2 separate regions of the Homo sapiens genome follow, and region 2 is linked to region 1. Evidence: read pairs that join two places in POLR2A ChIA-PET (ENCODE). Cell type or tissue: MCF 10A. All regions are shown on one strand.

The links. ChIA-PET counts read pairs that join two places held together with the same protein. Peaks named below come from ENCODE experiments on the same cell type or tissue, not always from the same donor. Only the 100,000 strongest peaks of a DNase experiment are listed, where the experiment ranks them.
Region 2: POLR2A ChIA-PET joins it to region 1 with 25 read pairs; 5 of 35 experiments call an interaction of 5 or more read pairs at or near these places.

What each region holds. Positions count from the first base shown.
Region 1 is chr9:131,677,228-131,679,727 of GRCh38, forward strand. All of the region lies in intron 1 of RAPGEF1 (Rap guanine nucleotide exchange factor 1), which reads right to left. Among named protein-coding and RNA genes, the nearest start is that of RAPGEF1, 62 kb to the right of the region's middle. RefSeq lists enhancers at 1,225-1,274, 1,615-1,694. In MCF 10A, no CTCF peak of the experiment used is centred here; a DNase peak (open chromatin) is centred at 1,434.
Region 2 is chr9:131,607,424-131,609,923 of GRCh38, forward strand. All of the region lies in intron 12 of RAPGEF1 (Rap guanine nucleotide exchange factor 1), which reads right to left. Among named protein-coding and RNA genes, the nearest start is that of PRRT1B, 63 kb to the left of the region's middle. In MCF 10A, no CTCF peak of the experiment used is centred here; a DNase peak (open chromatin) is centred at 1,238.

The DNA of each region.
Region 1 (2,500 bases):
GCACAACTGTATTTTCCAGCAACTTGCCTCTTTAGCCATGATCTTCTTCCAAAACTTACTGTACTTTTAAAATTAAAGAGCTCTGCATGCAAGTAGAGATGCAATGTGCTAACAAATACAATGTTACTGTATTGCTGATGATAAAAGAAAGAGATTATGGATGTCCAATTAACATAAGCACAGGAATCAACTGGAAAATTTCTAGAAGGAAATATAGAAAAGAGTAACACAGACAACATTCCTTTCTCCTAAAACTATTTTAGTGACTCACAGTGCTCACGGGTCTTGAATGTTATTCTAGGCACAAAATAACAAACACCAAGTGACATTTTTAGCAGTCCATTTTGCTTCAGGATATATACACAGGAAATGCAAAAGCAAAAACAAAAGCTAAAATGCTCTACCCTAAGAGGAAAGACGCAACCAAACTACCATAATATTAAAAACAGGACTAAAATTAGCTTCCTCCCTTACGCTTAAGGGTCTTACTAAAAACATCTGCCAACAGCTTTTCTTCCTCTCTCCTCTGCTCAAGCAGACCAGGGAAGGCAAATGAAACAGGCTCAGAAGACAAACAAGCGGCCAGCTGCTGCAGAGCTCGGCCTTAACACGAGTCTTGGTCTGCATCAATCCCACAAAGATTCACTCCAGGCCAGAACTAAATTCTCCTAAGTCAAAACTACATCATGGGATTTGACCCTTTTGAGTAGAAGCAGAAATCAGAGTTCTCACCCAGAGCACAGGTCAACAAGCTCTTGTCTGCACTAGTTAAAACAACTCACCTAATAATTAATAGAACATACTCACAGCTGTTTCTGCTTAGAATCGAGGTCAACGCAAACCACGGAGCTAATGTGCAAAGTTACAAAGCAATTCCTCCCCTAATGGTAGGTATTTATTTAGAAAACACTAAGCACACAGCAAATGAGACACTTTAAAAGCAAACAGAGTCAGAAGCTTAGAACTCAAGATTTACTGCAACTGAGTTGTATTCGTTTGGTTCTAAGTTTCCTAGTGGCAAAGGTAAAAAGGTAAATAAGATAGGTTTTGTCCATTAAAAGAAAGTAAATAAACTCAACAGAAGAGGGACTTTTCCTAGCACAACATTCTAGAAGGAATTTCAAGAAGAATGTAAAGTAACTTTGAATCTGGTCTTCAACTTTGCTTTTACAAGATCTATGATGTTCTTCAAATAACAATTTAATATTTTCACTCTACAAAAAATCAATAGTCTGATAACTTTATATCAATACACATTTCTTAGAGAATCTAAACCACTAGTATAAGCCAGTGTGCTGTTTTCAGGAGCTCTAACTTAATCCAGCTGTAACCCTCAAGAGCTTAACAGAAATATGTTCCTCCCCATCTATTTTTGGCAGAAGTGAGACGGTGATCACATCAACACTGAGCTCTGAGGCCCAATGTTTGCAGCTCAGAGCGGTTAAGTGCTGATGACTAAGGCCTGACACACACCCGTGCCCACAGGGACTGTCAGCACTGCAGGTACTAGCAGGACCTCAGGGGTGCAAAAGGACACCCAATCAAACAACACACCAGGAGGCCAGCCTCCATGATGGGGGGTGCCGGGGGCACAGGCAGCCCTCTTCCTCCTCAGAGCACCTTTCTTCAGAGAACCAACAATCAAACAAGAGCCAGGACTACACAGGGGAGGCTGGAGGGTTTGGTTTGACCATTTCCCCCTGCTTTTTATGAGTGAAACTGGATATGGTTTTGAAGGGCAGTAGCTAGACAAAACAGGCCAGCAGGAGCAGGACAGATTAAAAATGCAGGAATTCCTCAGCCCGGAGAAGCAAAGGCTAAGAGGCAGCAGTGACTGGGGGTGGGGGGAAATGATGAGGAGAATCCTAGGACAAATATGGCCCTAGGGTGCTGGAAACTCACACGAGGAAATCCCAACTGCGAACTCATTATGTGACAAGGGGGGGGCCACAAGCAGCTGTACAAAGGATAGATTATAAATGTCTCAAGATGCTACCTCCTTGGAAGCTGCAGCTGACCTCAGGGAAGACAAGCCTAAGGGGCCAGCCCCTGTCCTCCATGTGTCCTTCCATAAAAGAACACTGGGCCAAATGATGTGGGATGCCCCTCTCTTCCACTATGACCAAGGAAACCTGTCAGTGCTACAAAAAGGACCTCAGGAGCCACTTTTGCCTTTGCCTGATGGGAAGAAAAAGGGAACGGTGGATTAGAAGCTCACCAAGGCTGTGATTCAGATGTTCCCATCCTAAAGTGATCTGACTTGGCTCAGATTTTTATAACATTAAATAAGTACCAGTAACAACTTGTGTAAGTCCTGAAATGTTTCGTATTGCCGCATAATGAAGTACACAAACTTAGTGGCTTCCAACACACATTTATCCTCTACCAGCTTCTGTGGGTCAGGGGTCCGGGTCCACGCACAGTTTAGCTGGGTCCCTGAAAGGCTGCAATGAGGGTACTACGCAGCGGGGACTCCGCCAGGGAAGGGTCTTCATTCAAG
Region 2 (2,500 bases), 70 kb before region 1:
CCTGGGATGGCAGTGGGGTGAAGGGCTTGGCTTTCTGGGTTTTCCATCGATCTCTGGAGGATGCCTGCACACAGCAAGCCTCCCTTACTGGCTGGGAAAGTCCACAGAGAAGACAGCAAGCAGGATGCACTGGCTGAGGGGTGGGACGGCGTGCTGCTGGGGGGGCTGCCTTCAGGGAACCCTTGTATGACTGTTTCAGGGAGTGGCTCAATCTTTTGTAGCCCCAATTCTCAGATCTGCCAGATGTTCATTCCCAATGCCCAGACACTGCCACGAGATTTGCTAAACAGATCCCCCTCACCTTGCCTTGCTGCTGCCTAGTTTAAGGAGTCATGTTCCGCGCTGACTCCTTCTGGAGTCTTGAAATAGCCTCATCGGCGCCCCCGTGTAAAGTCACTTTGTGCTTCCACGTGCCCTGCAATAACTGAGCACCTGATTTACACATACACAAATGGCTTTTGTGTCATCACAAAATGTACCAAGTTGGAGAAGTGTCTTCCTAACCAATCATATAGTGTGTTTAGCCGGTTTTAATTCAACAAGGTGAGGGGCAGACTCCCACAGCATGGTGCCTCTTCCGGGAGACGGCACAGGGCAGCGGCTGACTGCAAGGTCTCCAGTTGCCCCTCATGGCATCTCCGCTTGTGTGCCCTAGTACAAGTGACTGAAGTTCTTGAGCCTCAGCTCAAGCTGTTCATCTTTAAAACGGGGATGAAAACAATAGCCCCTCCCCCATAAGGTTTCTGCGACGTTCCGCGAGACGCAGAGCGCTGCGTGCAAGTCCTCCGCATGGTGCTGGTGCGGACGACCTCTCGGCCAGCAGCAGCCGTCCTCTCCTGCCCTCCCAACAATCCAGGAACTGCCCTAAATAACAGTACTGGGGCATTCAGTAGGGGCCTAATACATATTTGCTGATACGTATTTTAGTAGGCACCTAATACATAGTCTAGGCACTGTATTAATTAAGGTGTCTAGAATATTACCTGACTCACAGAAGCGTCTCAGTTTTGAGTGTGGATGGGTAAGAGACGAACTTCACCCACTGCATGGGTTCAGGTCCAGACACTGGGGAGGGAGGCTCAGGGAAATGACCAGGGGTGTGGGCTGCCAAGGAGGGGGCAGCTAGCAAGGAGAAAGCAAGGAGAGTCGGCCTCTCTTGGACAAAGGGGCCTGGCCTGCTCTGCCTCTGCCTCTGCAGCTGTGAGCTCACGTTCTGGTATTCAAGCTATGCAGTCGTGCTGGGACAAGAGCCAAACTGGAAAGGTACCTTCACGGGGCAGGGAGACACAGGGAAAACCTTCTGATCACCATGAAGCCCTTGCTGTGCCCCTTGGGCTCTGCAGATGCCAGGAGCTGCATCAGGGCTCATGGTCACACCATTTACAACAGGCCCCCATCTCTACCGATTCCCCAGAGCAATACTTCCAGCCCCTTATGATCACGCTTACCCACAGGGGCAGAGAGAAAGGCAGGGCGGGCCATTCCACAGAAACGCCGCCTCATCACAGCCTGGAGTTTATTTTAGGATCTGGCTCGTGCCCGGGTTTGCTTCTGACGAGCTGCTGCTCTCTGTGCAGCAGGAACTTTTATTTATAGCCAGAATAAGACTGTTTGGGCTGAGGATTTTAGAACGGGAAGGGCTGCCTGTCTGAGACTTGCAAACTTCTGCACAAGATCTAGGGGTGCCAGTTAGGAGAGGGGTGCCTGGCCCCCAATGTCAGCCCTGGTCACATAGCCAGTCGAAACACAGCAGGGACTGCCTCATGAGGACGAGAACAACTATTCCTACCTCATGCTTCCTGCTAGGCAGATGTAAGTGTTGCACGGATCATCTCAATTAACGTACACACAGTGCCTTACTGTTCTTATTACTGATGAAAATACTGAGGCTGGGAGGGGAGACCACGTGCCTAATAACACAGCTGGCAAGAGGTGGCGTGGGTATGGCTGATATCACAATCAGTTCGTGTTTTCTGAAATACTGAGGTGTATCCTGGACGAGACAGGCCCTAACCATGCAATCCCACAGCTCTGCAGGGTACAGCCTCACCAAATCTGCAGAGTTCCTTAGCTGAGTGCTTTGTGACACCAGGCATGCAAAGCCCAGTGAGCTGAGACTTGATCCATAAGCCAGGATGGAGAGAGGGGTGCACTGGCCAGAGTGTGGCAGGACAGGCAGGGAAAAGGTGGAATCAGTAACCAGCTCCTTTGGAAACACACCCCTGAAAGCCACTGGGCCCCGGAGTCGAAACGATGCTGGAGGCTGATGACCTCATATGCGAGCGTGTGGCCAATTCATTAAAAGGCAAAGCTGCCTGAAGCTGGCCAGGCACCAGTTTTTTTTCTCACAAGTAAAATACTTAGAAAAGGCACTAGTTTTCGGTGACACCTTCTCTCTATTATAGTCCTGGCATGGAAAAAGGATTAGGGATGGGCTCTGTGTTGCCTTAGCAAGAAAGCAGGAAAGATCTTTTTCTTCCTTTCTTTTTTTGAGACAGGG